2 separate regions of the Homo sapiens genome follow, and region 1 is linked to region 2. A link is a loop called in an ENCODE intact Hi-C map of the cell type or tissue named here. Cell type or tissue: heart right ventricle. All regions are shown on one strand.

Region 1 (8,000 bases), 170 kb before region 2:
TGAGGAATTGGCATACTGTCTTCCACAATAACTGAACTAATTTACATTCCCACCAACAGTGTAAACACATTCCTATTTCTCTATAGCCTCACCAGCATCTATGGTTTCCTGACTTTTTAAATAATCTCCATTCTGACTGTCACAAGATGGTATCTCATTGTGGTTTTGATTTGCATTTCTCTGATGATCAGTGATGTTGAGCTTTTTATCATATATTTGTTGGCCACATAAATGTCTTCTTTTGAGAAGTGTCTGTTCATATCCTTTGCCAACTTTTTGATGGGGTTGTTTGTTTTTATTCTCGTAAATTTGTTTAAGTTCCTTGTAAATTCTGGATATTAGACCTTTGTCAGATGGGTAGATTGCAAAAATTTTCTCCCATTCTGTAGGTTGCCTTTTCACTCTGATGATAGTTTTATTTGCTGTGCAGAAGCTCTTTAGTTTAATTAGCTAACATTTGTCTATTTTGGCTTTTGTTGCAATTGCTTTTGGCATTTTTGTCATGAAGTCTTTGCCCATGCCTATGTCCTGAGTGGTATTGCCTTGCCTAGGTTTTCTTCTAGAGTTTTTATGGTTTTGGGTTTTACACTTAAGTCTTTAATCCATCTTGAGTTAATTTTTGTATAAGGTGTAAGGAAGCGGCCCAGTTTCAGTTCTCTGCATGTGGCTAGCCAGTTTTCCCAGCACCATTTACTGAAGAGGAGATCCTTTCCCCATTTCTTGTTTTTGTCAGGTTTGTCTAAGATCAGATGGTTGTAGATATGTGGTGTTATTTCTGAGGTCTCTGTTCTGCTCTATTGGTCTATATATCTGTTTTGTACCAGTACCAGGCTGTTTTGGTTACAGTACCCTTATAATATAGTTTGAAATCAGGTAGCCTGATGCCTCCAGCTTTGCTATTTTTGCTTAGGATTGTCTTGGCTATCTGGGGTCTTCTTTGATTCCATATGAAATTTAAAATAGTTTTTTTCTAATTCTGTGAAGAATGTCTATGGTAGTTTGATGGGAATAGCATTTAATGTATAAATTACTTCGGGCAGTGTGGCCATTTTCACGATATTGATTCTTCCTATCCATGAGTGTGGAATATTTTTCCATTTGTTTGTGTCCTCTCTTATTTCCTGGAGCAGTAGTTTGCAGTTCTCTTTGAAGAGGTCCTTCACATCCCTTGTTAGCTGTATTCCTAGGTATTTTATTCTCTTTGTGGTGACTGAATGGGAGTTCATTCATGATTTGGCTCTCTGCTTGTCTATTGTTGGCATAAAGGGATGCTTGTGATTTTTGCACGTTGATTTTGTATCCTGAGACTTTGCTGAAGTAGCTTGTCAGTTTAAGGAGTTTTTGGCCTGAGATGGTGAGGTTTTCTAAATATAAAATCATGTCATCTGCAAACAGAGACTATTTGACTTCCTCTCTTCCTATTTGAATTCCCTTTATTTCTTTCTCTTGCCTGATTGCCCTGGCCAAAACTTCCAATACTATGTTGACTAGCAGTGGTGAGAGAGGGAATCCTAGTCTCGTACCAGTTTTCAAAGGAAATGCTTCCAGCTTTTGCCCATTCAATATGATATTGGCTGTGGGTTTATCATTAATAGTTCTTATTAATTTGAGATATGTTCCATCAATACCTAGTTTACTGAGAGTTTTAACATGAAGGGATGTTGAATTTTGTCAAAGGCCTTTTATGCATCTATTGAGATAATCATGTAGTTTTTGTCTTTGGTTCTGTTTATGTGATGGATTACATTTATCGATTTGCATTTGTTGAACCAGCCTTGCATCCCAGGAATGAAGTCAAGTTGATCATGTTGAATAAATTTTTTGATGTGCTGCTGGATTTGGTTTGCCAGTATTTTATTGAGGATTTTCACACCAATGTTCATCAGGAATATTGGCCTGAAGTTTTCTTTTTTTAATTATGTTTCTTCCTGGTTTTGGTATCAGGATGATGTTGTCTTCATAAAATGAGTTAGGGAGGAGTCCTTCCTTTTTTATTGTTTTGAATAGTTTCAGAAGGAATTGTACCAGCTCCTTTTTGTGTTTCTGGTAGAATTCAGCTGTGAATCCATCTGGTCCTGGGCTTTTATTGGTTGGTGGGCTATTAATTAGTGCCTCAATTTCAGAACTTGCTATTGTTCTGTTCAGGGATTCAACTTCTTCCTGATTCAGTCTTGGGAGCCTGTATGTGTCCAAGAATTTATCTATTTTTTCTGTATTTTCTAGTGTATTTGTGAAGAGGTGTTTTTAGTATTCTCTAACAGTATTTTGTATTTCTATGGGGTCACTGTGATATCCCCTTTATAATTTTTTATTGTGTCTAATGGGTTATTCTCTCTTTTCTTCCTTATTAGTCTAGCTAGTGGTCTATTTTGTTAATTTTTTCAAAAAAAAACAGCTCCTGGATTCATTGATTTTTTTTCAAGGGTTTTTCATGTCTCTATCTCCTTTAATTCTTCTCTGGTCTCAGTGTCTCAGTTATTTCTTGTCTTCTGCTGGCTTTTGGATTCATTTTCTCTTGCCTTTCTAGCTCTTTTAATTGTGATGTTAGAATGTCAATTTGAGATCTTTCTAGCTTTCCGATGTGGGCATTTAGTGCTATAAATTTCTTTCTTACACTGCTTTAGCTGTGTCCCAGAAATTCTGGTATGTTGTGTCTTTGTTCTCCTTGGTTTCAAATAACTTCTTGATTTCTGTCTCAATTTCCTTATTTACCCAGGAATCATTCAGGAGCAGATTGTTTAATTTTCATGTAATTGTGTGGTTTTGAGTGAGTTTCTTAATCTTCAGTTCTAATTTGATTGAGCTGTGTGGTCTGAGAGACTGTTTGTTATTATTTCCATTCTTTTGCATTTGCTGAGGAGTGTTTTACTTCCAATTATGTGGTCAATTTTAGAATACGTGCCATGTGGCACTGAGAAGAATGTATATTCTGTTGATTTGGGGTAGAGAGTTTTGTAGATGTCTACCAGGTCCACTTGATCTGGAGCTGAGTTCAAGTTGTGAATATCCTTGTCAATTTTCTGTCTCATTGATCTGTCTAATACTGACAGTGGAGTATTAAAGTCTCCTCCTATTGTGTGTGGGAGTCTAAGTCTCTTTGTAGGTCTCTAAGAACTAGTTTTATGAATCTGGGTGCTCCTGCATTGGGTGCATATATATTTAGAATAGTTAGCTCTTCTTGTTGAATTGTTCCCTGTACCATTATGTAATGCCCTTGTTTGCCATTTTCGAACTTTGTTGGTTTAAAGTCTGTTTTGTCAGGGCTAGGATTGCAACCCCTGCTTTTTTTTTTGCTTTCCGTTTGCTTGGTAAAATTTCCTCCATCCTTTTATTTTGAGCCTATATGTGTCTTCGCAGGTGAGATAGGTCTCCTGAATACAGCACACCAATGGGTCTTTACTCTTTATCTAATTTGCCAGTCTGTGTCTTTTAATTGGGGCATTTAGCCCATTTACATTTAAGTTTAGTATTGTTATGTGTGAATTTGATCCTGTCATCATGCTGCTATTTGGTTATTTTGCACACTAGTTGATGCAGTTTTTTCATAGTGTCATTGGTCTTTATATTTTATATTTTGGTGTGTTTCTTCAGTGGCTGGTACAGGTTTTTGTTTTCCATATTTAGTGCTTCATTTAGGAGTTCTTGCAGGGCAAGCTTGGTGGTAATGAAATCCCTTGGCATTTGCTTGTCTGAAAAGGATTTTATTTCTCCTTTGCTTATGAAGCTTAGTTTGGCTGGATATGAAATTCTAGGTTGAAAATTTTTTTCTTTAAGAATGTTGAATATTGGCCCCCAATCTCTTCTGGCTTGTAGAGTTTCTGCTGAGAGGTCCACTGTTAGTCTGATGGGCTTCCCTCTGTAGGTGACCTGGCCTTTCTCTCTGGCTGCCCTTAACAATTTTTCTTTCATTTCAACCTTGGAGAATCTGATGATTATGTGTCTTGGGGTTGATTTTCTCGTGGAGTATCTTAGTGGTGTTCTCTGCATTTCTTGAATTTGCATGTTTGCTTGTCTTTCTAGGTTGGGGAATTCTCCTGGATAATATCCTAAAGTGTGTTTTCCAGCTTGTTTCCATTCTCCTTGTCTCCTTCTGGTACTCCAATCAATTGTAGGTTCAGTCTTTTTATGAAGTCCCATATTTCTTGAAGACTTTATTCATTCCTTTTCATTATTTTTTCTCTAGTCTTGAATTGCATGACTTATTTTAGCAAGGTGGTCTTCAAAGTCTGATATCCTTTCTTCTGCTTGGTCGATTTGGCTACTGATACTTGTGTATGCTTCACGAAGTTCTCATGCTGTGTTTTTCAGCTCCATCAGGTCATTTATGTGTCTCTCTAAACTGGTTATTCTAGTTAGCAATTCTTCTAACTTTTATCAAGGTTCTTAGCTTCTTTGCATTGGGTTAGAACATGCTCCTTTAGCTTAGCATAGTTTTTTATTACCCATCTTCTGAAGCCTACTTCTGTCAATTCACCCACCTGATCCTTCATCCTGTTCTGTGCGTTTGATGGAGAGATGTTGCAATCATTTGGAGGAGAAGAGGCATCCTGGCCTTTTGGGTTTTCAGCATTTTTTCCTTGATTCTTTCTCATCTTCATGAGTTTGTCCAGTTTTGGCCTTCGAGGCTGCTGATCCTTGGATGGAGGTTTTGTGGGGGCTTTGTTGTTGTTGTTGATGCTATTGTTGTTTTCCACTTGTTTGTTTTTCTTTCAATGGTCAGGTCCCTCTTTTTTGGGCTGCTGCAGTTTGCTGGGAGTTCACTTCAGGCCCTATTCATCTGATTCGCTCCCGTGTGTGGAGATATCACTCAAGGAGGCTGGAGAACAGCAAAGATGGGTGCCTGCTCCTTCTTCTGGGACTTCTGACCTTGAGGGTTACCAACCTGATGTCAGTAAGATTGTGCCTGTGTAGGGTCTCTGACAACCCCTGTTGGAAGGTCTCACCCAGTTGGGTGGCACAGGGAATAGGACCAATTTAATGAAGCACATTGTCCCTTGGTGGTGGCAATGTGCCTTGCTAGGGGAAAACCCACTCCTCTGGGCTACCTGGAATCCTCAGAACTACCAGGAGGAAAGGCTAAGTCTGCTAGGCTGCTGAGACTGAGGCCACCCTTCCCCATAGGGGCTCAGGCCCAGGGAGATCTGGGTTCTGTCCCTGAGCCTCTGGCTGGAGTTTCTGGAGTTCCTGCAGGGAAGAACCACCCAATGAGGAAGGATGGGTCAGGGTCAGGCCTGAAGAGGCACTCTGGCTGCAGACTGCCACAGCTGGTATGTTGGGCTGTGGGGGACAAGTCTTGGGACCAAGCAGTCCAGCCTCCCTGCATACAGCAGGGGAAATGCATAGCTTGAATCTATAGAGATGGATAACACCTTTTCCCCACCCAGGGAGCTTAGCATGTTAGGCAGTTGTGAGTCCCAGTGCTGTAAAAAGCACAGTTTCCCTGGCTGGGTAGCACACTCATGGCCTTCCTTGGCTGGGGAGAGGGGGTCCCCTGCCTCATGTGGCTCTCAGGTGGAGAGCTGCACCACACTGCACCACACTGTTCTTCCTTTTCTCCATGGAGTCATGCCAGCCTCCTAGTGAGTTCTGATGAGAGAACCTGAATACCTTGATTGCCAGTGAAGGTTTCACATGCTTATTATGTTTTTTTGTGATAGATCCTCCAAACACACTGTTTTTAGTCAGCCATCTTGGCCCTGCCCCCTTGAAGTCTATTTTATCTTATATTTGTGTAGTCACAAATGTGACTATCTTTTATTATCCTTTCACTTTCATCCTGTGTGTCTTTAGATCTAAAGTGAGTCCCTTGTAGATAGCATAAAAGTGGAATTTTTTTTGTTTTTATTCACTCAGCCAATCTATCTTTTTTTTTTTTTTTTAATAGACAGGGTCAGGGTCTTGCTGAGTCACCCAGGCTGGAGTGCAGTGGTACAAACATAATTCATTACAGCCTCAAACTCCTAGGCTCAAGTGATTCTCCTGCCTTAGCTACCCAAATATCTGGGACTACAGGTGCATGCCATCATGCCAGCTAAGTTTGAGAAAATTTTTTAGAGACTGGGTTTCAGGCTGGTCTTGATCTCCTGGCCTAAAGTGATCCTTGCATCTCGATCTTCCAAAGTGTGGGGATTATAGGTGGAAGCCACTGTGCTTGGTCCAATCTATGCCTTTTAATAGGGAAGTGTAATCCATTTGTACTTAAGGTAATTGCTGATAGGAAAAGGCTTATTATTGCCATTTTGTTCATTGTTTTCTGTTATTCCATGGGATTTTGTCCCTTCTTTTCTCTATTGCTGCCTTCCTTTGTGTCTTATTGATTTTTCTATAGTGATTTTTATTTCCTTTCCATTTCCATTTAAGTTTGGCTATGATTGCAATTACATAAAACACTTTAAATTATAGCATTCCATCTTAAACTTATAACAAATTAACTTTAATTACATACAAAACTTCTATCTCTTTACAGCTCCGCTCTTCCAATTTATGTTACCATTTTTACAAATTACATTTCTATATACTGTGTACCCATTAACATACAATTGTAGTTTTTAAAATGCTTTTGTCATTTAAATTATTTGTATCAAAATTGCAATAGTACAGGTTACTATATTTGTTCATGATTTTATCTTTATGGGAGAACCTTATATTTTCCTACAGCTTTGTGTTATTGTCTACCGTTTTTTGTTTGTTTGTTTGTTTCAACTTGATTTAGTTGCTTCACCATTTCTTGCAGAGCATGTCTAGTGGTAATATCTGTCAGGTTTTGTTTCTCTGCAGAAAATCTTGATTTATCTTTCAATTTTGAAGGATTATTTAGCTGGATACAGTAATCTTGGTCAACAATTGTTGTTTGCCCCAGTACTTTAAAAATATCATCCCACTGTCTTTTAGCCTGCAAAGTTTCTGCTGAGAAATCCACAGAGAGTCGTATTGAGATTCCCTTGTATGTGACAAATCATTTTTCTCTTGCTGTTTTCAAGATTCTCTCTTTTGCCTTTGATTTTAGACTGTTTTATTTCACTGACAGTTCATTTCTTTCCTCAGATTTGGGAAGTTTTTAGTCATTGTTTCTTTAAATACTGTATCTCACCCTTTACTCCCTCTTCTAATTCTAGGATTCCCGTAATGTGTATATTGGCCCCGTTGATAGTAACTCATAAGTCCCAAGGCTCTTTTTTCTTTTCTTCATTCTTTTTTCTTTATGTGCCTCTAATTTGATGATTTCAAATGACCTATTTTCAAGTTAACTGATTCTTCTGCTTTATCAAATCTGCTGCTGAAATTTTCTAATAAATTTTTCAGTTCAATTTCTGTATTTTTCAGCTCCAGAATATTTGCTTGGAGCTTTGTAATAGCTTCTGTCTCTTTGTTGATATTCTCATTTTGTTCATGCAGTTTTCCTGTTTCCATTTAGTTGTCTATCTGTGATCTTCTTTTTTAAAGTTCATTGAATGTCTTGAATATCTCTATGATGACTATTTCAAATTCTTTATGAGGCAGCTCATAGATCTGTATTTCTTAGGGTTGGTTTCTTAGGTTTTATTTTGTTCCTTTGTGTGGTCAAATTTCTTCTTTCTTTGTATGTATTGTAATTTTTTCCTGGGATTTGCTCATTTGAAAAATGACCACCAGTCCCAGTCTTTGCATACTGACCTTGTGCAAAGAAAGATTTTCACCAGTTGGGCTAACTGGAGGTTCTAATCCTCTCAAACTTTTTATGATTTTTTGCTCACCCTGGCATTTGCCTGCAGAACTGCAGCATGTTACTTACTTCTGTTTTCAGTGGCTTTTATACTCTGACACTGGTTGCATCTGAGTCAGGTGAGATAGAAACCAGTCTCTTGGCTAGAGATATGGTTTGGATTTGTGTTCCTGCCCAAATCTCATGTCCAATTGTAGTCCCCAGTGTTGGAGGTGGGGCCTGGTGGGAGGTGATTGAATTATGGGTGGATTTCCACCTTTGATCCTGTTCTCAGGATAGAGTTCTCATGAGATCTGAT
Region 2 (8,000 bases):
AAGACAAAGTAAGTCCCTTCTGCTTATGAGCCTATAAAATCAAAAACAAGTTAGTTACTTCCAACATACAATGGGGGTACAGGCATTGGGAAAATACTGTCATTCCAAAAGGGAGAAATTGGCCAAAATAAAGGGCCAAAGGCCCCATGCAAGTCTGAAATCCAGCAGTACAGTCATTAAATCTTAAAGCTCCAAAATAATCTCCTTTGACTTCATGTCTCACATCCAGGGCATGCTGATGCAAGCAGAGAGCTCCCAAGGCCTTGGGCAGCTCCACCCCTTTGGCTGTGTATGGTAGAGCCCCCCCCCAGCTGCTTTCACAGGTTGGCATTTAGTGTCTGCAGCTTTTCCAGGCACACAGTGCAAGCTGTCGGTGGATCTACCATTCTGGGGTCTGGAGGATGGTGGCCTTCTTCTTATAGCTCCACTAGGCAGTGCCCCAGTGGGGACTCTGTGTGGGGACTCCAACCCCACATTTCCACTCTGCACTGCCCTAGCAGAAGTTCTCCGTGAGGTCTGCACCCCTGCAGCAGACATCTGCCTGAACATCCAGGCATTTCCATAGATCCTCTGGAATCTAGATGGAGGTTCCCAAATCTCAACTCTTGCCTTCTGCATATCTACAACCCCAACACCAAATGAAAGCCACCAATGCTTGGGACTTCCACACTCTGAAGCCATGGCCAGAGCTGTACCTTGGCCCCTTTTAGCTATGGCTGGAGCTGGAGCAGCTGGAATGCATAGCATCATGTTCCAAGGCTAACAGAGCAGCTGGGCCCTGGGCCTGGTCCAGGAAACCATTGTTTCTTCCTGGGCATCCAGGCCTGTGATGGGAGGGGCTTCCATGAAGGTCTCTGAAATGCCCGGGAGACATTTTCCCCATTGCCTTGGCTATTAACATTCAGCTCTTTTTTACTTATGCAAATTTCTGCAGCCAACTTGAATTTCTCACCAGAAAATGGGTTCTTCTTTTCTACCACATAGCCAGGCAACAAATTTTCCAAACTTTTATACTGTGCTTTTCTTTTAAATATAAATTCCAATTTTAGACCATTTCTTTGCTTACACATACAAGCATACACTTTTAAAAACAGCTAGGTCACATCTTGCATGCTTTGGGGCTTAGAAATTTCTTCTGCCAGATACCCTAGGTCATCTCTTTCAAGTTCAAAGTTTCACAGAAGTCTATGGCAGGGGCAAAATGCCACCACTCTCTTTGCTAAAGCATAGCAAGAGTGACCTTTACTCCAGTTCCCAATAACTTCCTCATCTCCATCTGAGACCACCTCAGCTGGGACTTCATTGTCCTTATCACTATCAGCATTTTGGTCAAAACCATTCAACAAGTCTCTAGGAAGTTCCAAACTTTCCCACATCTTCCTCTCTTCTTCTGAGTTCTCCAAACTGTTCCAACCTCTACCCGTTACCCAGTTTCAAAATCACTTCCACATTTTCAGGTATCTTTATAGCAGTGCCCCACTTCCAGTACCAATTTTCAGTATTAGTCTTTTCTCACACTGCTATAAAGAACTAAGACTGGGTAATTTATGAAGAAAAGAGATTTAGTTGACTCACAGTTCCATAGTTTTAACAGGATGCATGACTGAGAGGCCTCAGGAAACTTACAATCATGATGGAAGGTGAAGGGGAAGCAAGCATGTCTTACCATGGCAGAGCAGGAAAGAGAGAGAACAAAGAGGGAAGTGTCACACACTTTCAAACAACTAGATCTCATAAGAACTCACTCACTATCATGAGAACCACAATGGAGAAGTCCACTCCCACAATCCAATCACCTCCCACCAAGGCCCTCCTCCAAATCAACATGAGATTTTGGCAGGGACACAAATCCAAACTATATCAAGGACAAAACTGATTTTTCTCCTTTCCTCATGTACGTATGTGGCTTTCAGCCCCTTTATCCTCTAGCCTTAGGGGCTTTAGCTGTCATGAATCCCTCTCATAATTCTCTTTTGCTCAACTGATTGCTAAAAAAAAAAAATTATGAACACCAAGATGCGAACAAATCCAAACAAAATACTTCTGTGGGTCAGCTAAAGCACAGACTAAAGTAAGGACTCCTCTTGTCCAGAACCCAGTGAGCTACTGGCCTTACCAGAAATTGAGTCTTATTATAAACCTTATGATAAACAGCATTTAAGTCAATATGGTATTGCTGAAATGATGGAACTAAACCCACAACCCAGATCCAGATATTTATAAAACTTTATATTTGACAGAGAACTCACTAAAAATTGTCCTGGGATAATAGTCTATTCCCACAGGAGGAAAGAAAATGATACTGCATCTCTTCTTTGCATCATAAAAAGTAAAAATTCAGGTGAGCTAAAGACAAATGTGAAAGAAAAATTCTCTTTTTCTTATCATTCATTGATTTATTTTTGGAACTTAAAAACCTCTCATAAAAGTATACTGCACTACCCTGTTGATTTTATTACTTTCCTCTTACTTCTTTCTAGGTTCTACATTTTTATCTATTGTCATCTTGTTCATAAATTCTCTGCCTCATAAGAGAAAGGACTACATCTATTTAATTCACCTCTGTGTATTCACTACATAATATACTGCTTAATAAACTATATATTTGTTGAATGCTTGAATTGCAAGGAACCCTCCTTATAGGAGAACATGTTTTAAGGACCACTAGTGTTAACTATTTAATGGTAATACTTAAATATAGAAAAAAACTAAATCAGAGAATACAGCTTGTAAAACTATATAATCATAGCATACATATGAATTAAATTCAAAAATTGCAAAAATAATACAATTGAAACTAATAGAATGAATTACATGTGATGGATGATGTTATCTTGAAATTAAACCATCAATGTTGGATTTAATAGTAGAAATATTGGTTATTTTGATTTCGAGCATAAGGTATCATTTCTGAGTCATTATTGTTATATATCTTTTTCACAACTGTAGTGAGTTTACTTTATACAATATGACTGAAATAGACCTAAATGGCAATCTTTCATTTCATAAATTGAACTCAGTTTTTTTTAGAGTCCAGATTTGCACCAATGGCAATAGTAATATCTCTGAGTATTTAGTACAGATAAGGCACTATGGTAATTCCTTGCATTGATTCATTTAGCTCACTATATTAGCTGATTTAACTTTTTTTTTTTTTTTGAGACGGAATCTCGCTCTGTCACCCTCGCTCTGTCACCAGGCTGGAGTGCAGTGGCATGATCTCAGCTCACTGCAATCTTCGTGTCCCAGGTTTAAGCGATTCTCCTGCCTCAGCCTCCCGAGGAGCTGGGACTACAGGCGCGTGCCACCATACCTAGCTAATTTTTGTATTTTTTAGTAGAGACAGGGTTTCACCATGTTGGCCAGGATGGTCTCAATCTGTTGACCTCGTGATCTGCCCACCTCAGCCTCCAAAGTGCTGGGATTACAGGTGTGAGCCACCGTGCCCGGCCTTAACTTGTTTTATTAACACCATAAAGCAGAAAATAATTACTCTTGTCCCCTCAAAGCAACTCAGTCACTTCCAGTTTGACAACAGATATATGTTGAGTCTGTGCTCAGTTAATTTAGGATTTATATTCGGTCAGTTCAATGATCCATACTCAAATCCATTGCTGCTAAGATTGCCTGTCCCTCCCTCCTCATCCTCAGGATGATGTTTGGATTCATGGGGCATTTATATAACAGCCTGGGGAGGATGAAGCTGGGAGCTTGTCCTACTCAGTTTCCAGCCTGGTTTTGACCTGGTCCATTCACTGCCAGGATTCCTGGACTGGTCTCAGCTTCTGCCCTGCCTGACCCCAGAAGATCAACCTGATAGATCAGATTGAAGGGTTGGCTTGGGCAAGGATTCGGTCCTTTAGCCTCTGAGTTTCTAAGGCCATCCCTGGAGAATGGGCTGTGGGATCCTTGGTGGGATTCATGACCAGGCTGTGGGCTTGTTTCAGGTATTATTTTTAAGTATTTAGATACATGGTAAGTGAGTTTTCACTTGTACTTCATAAATGGTGAGAGCAGGCATGAGAAGAAAAAAATAAAATGTGTTCTTTTTTATCAGTATCTTGGCTATTTTCAGCCCTTGCTCTCATCTCATCTGTTCTAGCCTCAGTGCTCTACTGCCTCCTGGTTGTTTTTTGTTTTTTCACTTTATTCTTGCTTTCTTGATATTTTTCTTTTTGTGCCAATACAGACATGTTTCTTTTATAAAATGGTATTTTAAAATATTTTATCTAGGCTTATTTATACATTATGCATTGGAAGAGTCATTCAGTATCCAGCCATCACGCCAGAAACAGTAGGTCACCGTCCTAAGTATTATAATAAACATTATAATAACTTCATCATTTCAAAGGAGCTCAAAAATACTCATTCTAATCAGAATTATATCAGATATCTATTGCTGCCTAGCAAGCTACACCAAAATACAGTGGGTTAAAACTAAAGCTATGCACTCTTTCACAGGATTCTGTGGTTTGGCTGAGTGGCCCATCTGCAGGCTCATCCAGGCTCACCTGAGAAACTTCATTCATTTGGGGGGTCTACTAGTGCAACCTAACCCTGGGTACCCCAATTTGCAGTGTTTCTTGGGCCACATATTATTGGCCAAAGAAAGTCTAAGGCCAGCCCCTATTCAGCAGAGTAGAGAAATACTCTCTACCTTTTGAGAGAAGAGCCTTACAAAGTGCCATGGATAGAGTAAAACATAAATCACATTTAGCAAATAAAAATACAGGAAACATGGTTACATCTGAATTTTAGAAAAATAGAAACTTTTTGAGTGTAAATATATCCCAAATATTGCATAGGGCATATATATAATTTTTAAAAATTCACTCTTTATCTAACTCCAAATTTAACTGGCTGTCCTGTATTTTATCTTGAATATCTAGTGGCTTGTTTATTATTATTATCAAGCTGGTTTACCACACACTGGCTTTTAACCTGTCCATAAAACAGTCATAGCTTGATTTAGGAAACCTCAATCAATAAGTATGCACCAATTCATTTATATTTATTCTCATTCTCACATCTCTTCCTAGTACTCTGAGAGAATAAAGAACTATTCAGTCACAGAGTGTTGGTTTCATTGTTGCTGTGGAAAATGGATATTTTCAGGGATTCTTCCGGTTTATATCTGAGGACCTTGTCTCTTGGATCTCACCTTCCAGGCTACAGGACACAACTGTTCAGACGTCACTCATGAATGGAAAACCATAGTGCCATTGACAGACAGCAGAGCTCAGAAGTCCATCAGACAAAAAAACTTAAAATAGAGCAGAGCAGCCTGCTAGGAACACATAATAGATTTTATGATATTTCTTTTCCTTTTTTTTTTTTTTTTTAGATGTAGTCTCACTCTGTCACACAGGCTGGAGAGCAGTGGCATGATCTCGGCTCACTGCAATCTCCACCTCCCGGGTTAAAGCAATCCTCCTGCCTCAGCCTCCCAAGTAGCTGGGATTACAGGTGCCCACCATTATGCCTGGCTAATTTTTTGTATTTTTAGTAGAGACAGGGCTTCACCATATTGGTCAAGCTGGTCTTGAACTCCTGACCTCAGGTGATCCACCTGCCTCGGCCTCCCAAAGTGCTGGGATTACAGGCGTGAGCCACCACACCCGGACCAATTTTATGATATTTCTAAAGAAACCTTGTTCTGGCAAGAAGAGTACTAATATTTATTTGTATGTCTAATTTATGTACCTGTGACTTTTAGTCATGGTATTACTGAATTTCCTTCGGGTGCATATCCGCAACTAGGCTTGGAATACATAAGACTTTTTTCCTTAAGGAATACTATTTAATAGATGAGAAAAACATGATGAACACAAATACAAATATAGTATATAAAGACAAGAGCAGATAAATCATTTTTCCAAAAGCCGAAGAAAAAGAGTGGCTAATATCCAAAAAAGCTTTAGTTGAGTAGGAAGACCAGAAACTGAGATTTAATGGCAGGGATGATGTGACAGGCTGAGCAGGGAGAAGAAAACTGTGGCAGAGATAACTGTTTTTTCTCCAGGATCCAGTCTCCCCTCTTCCCTTTGTTATAAAACTCTCAGGCTTAGCTGGGTATGTGGCCACCTGGAGTCAAGACTACACTTCCCGGACTCCATTTCTTCCAGGTATGGGCCTGTGCTTAAGTTTTAGCTGATAGAATGTAAATGAAAACATTGTGTGCCATTTTCTAGAAATGTCCTTAGTGAGAGTGGCCTGCCTTTTCTCTACCCTTCCTGCCCCTTGCTGGCTGGAATGCTGACAAAGGGGCAACAGCAAGAAGAGTTTTCTTGAAATTTGGGATAGAAATTATGTGCTGAGGGTGGTGGAGCAGCCAGACCAAAGGAGCCTTAGTCTCTGACACCATGCAGTGGCATCCGCACCTGAAATAAGTACCCTCAGATTTCATTTCCATAACAGAGAAATGAATGCCTATCCTGTTGAAGCCCTGCTTTGGGGATTTTCTACCAAGTGAAATAGCATCTACTCATAATAGACACGTAACTTAATGGCAAAATCAACTGCTTAATAGAAAATCAAAACTATGGATACCAAAATATATTTCCAAAGAAGTGATCATATAATGCAGTTAGAAGCTTGTTATTCCCTAGGGCCATGCAGGCAGGTTTCCAACTGAAGACCTGAGAGATGGGGAAAATATTTGAGACCAACTCTGAATGAGCCTGTCAATGAAGAGATTTATTTTCAAGGAAGAGGTCATAGGGTTACAAAAGAAAAATAAGGATCATTTCCATGAAACAGCTCCAGCCAACTCCTACCAAATCAGACTGAAAATAACTACAAGTCAAAGTTGCAATGAAATTAATGTAACTTCTAGCCATTTTCTCTTTGCCCTTAAATACTGCTGTAATTGAGTTGTAGAGTAAGTCAGCAAAACATCTACCATGGCAAATCATTTTCTTGAATATCAGTCTGCACAATGATAAGATAATTAAATTACTGTGTTATCAAACATAATTTCCAGGAAATTTAACTTTTTTCTTTTCCAACTGACAAAGCCCAAAATAAAAAATTGAGCATTAAATTGAGCATTACTTAGTAATTTGAAAAAAAATCCATTTTCTCCAAAAACAATTAATTTTCAGAAATTTCTATTACCATTATTAAGCCATTAATAGGCACTTCCTAATAATTGGATAAATACAGAATAGATATTTCTCACTTAATCTTTTTATTCTTTTCATTAATTGCTTTTAAAGTTGCATCAATCTATTAGACTGGTATTTTAAACTTTTTAGATAGTGTCTTTTTTTTTTTCTTCTTTAAATTTTACCTATACCTTTCCACAAGACAGTTGGGAACTTTCAGTTCAATAACACACTTTATGTTATGGATTTTATATTCAAGAAAGGTATATAAATATGTAGCAAATATGGAAAACTACATATATAAATATGTAGCAAATCTTGGAAACCTTTTAGGTGTGATGGCTGCTCAGGCAAACCATGGGGCAAGATTGGAAATAATAATGGTCTTCATACATCCTCCCATAGGCAGTGAACAAGGTTGGCCACATTGACTCTATTATGACTGAGACAGTGGCAAATTTTACTTGGTTCCCCAGAATCAGTGAAAAGAGATTTTTAAAACATATCCATAAAAGAAATATACTGTGGGTATTTGATTCAAATATTCCTATCTTAATATGTAGTATGGTATTAAAATCTGTTTGGTGTAATTTTTTTCAAAAGGAGAAAAGGCAAAATATTAAATAAAATAGACAAATAAAGGACCTTAAGGAGCTCAATTCTTTTTACAGTCTTTATATATTCGTTGATGTAATATCTTCTAGCTCAGCCACTATCTGTAATACAGCATCTCTGCTCTTTATTTGACCATTTCAACTCACTCAAATCACTCTTGTGTAAGAGTGTCGATAATGACTTCATCAAGAAATCCACCAGAAATGTATCAGTCCTTGTTTAACATGACCTTTTTATCTTTTTATTCTTTTCATTAATTGCTTTTAAAGTTGTATCAAT

What was found. Hi-C counts contacts between places; a loop is a spot of excess contacts. Peaks named below come from ENCODE experiments on the same cell type or tissue, not always from the same donor. Only the 100,000 strongest peaks of a DNase experiment are listed, where the experiment ranks them.
Region 1: a loop joins it to region 2, with 2.1 times the contacts of the local background. A loop is called at or near these places in 2 of 110 quality-filtered maps.

The regions. Positions count from the first base shown.
Region 1 is chr4:124,070,209-124,078,208 of GRCh38, reverse strand. The region is part of intron 2 of LOC105377407 (a long non-coding RNA gene); the gene reads left to right. Among named protein-coding and RNA genes, the nearest start is that of LINC01091, 420 kb to the right of the region's middle. In heart right ventricle, no CTCF peak of the experiment used is centred here; no DNase peak of the experiment used is centred here.
Region 2 is chr4:123,897,825-123,905,824 of GRCh38, reverse strand. The region is part of intron 4 of LINC01091 (long intergenic non-protein coding RNA 1091); the gene reads right to left. Among named protein-coding and RNA genes, the nearest start is that of LINC01091, 250 kb to the right of the region's middle. In heart right ventricle, a CTCF peak has its summit at 4,115; no DNase peak of the experiment used is centred here; H3K27ac peaks cover 2,695 bases.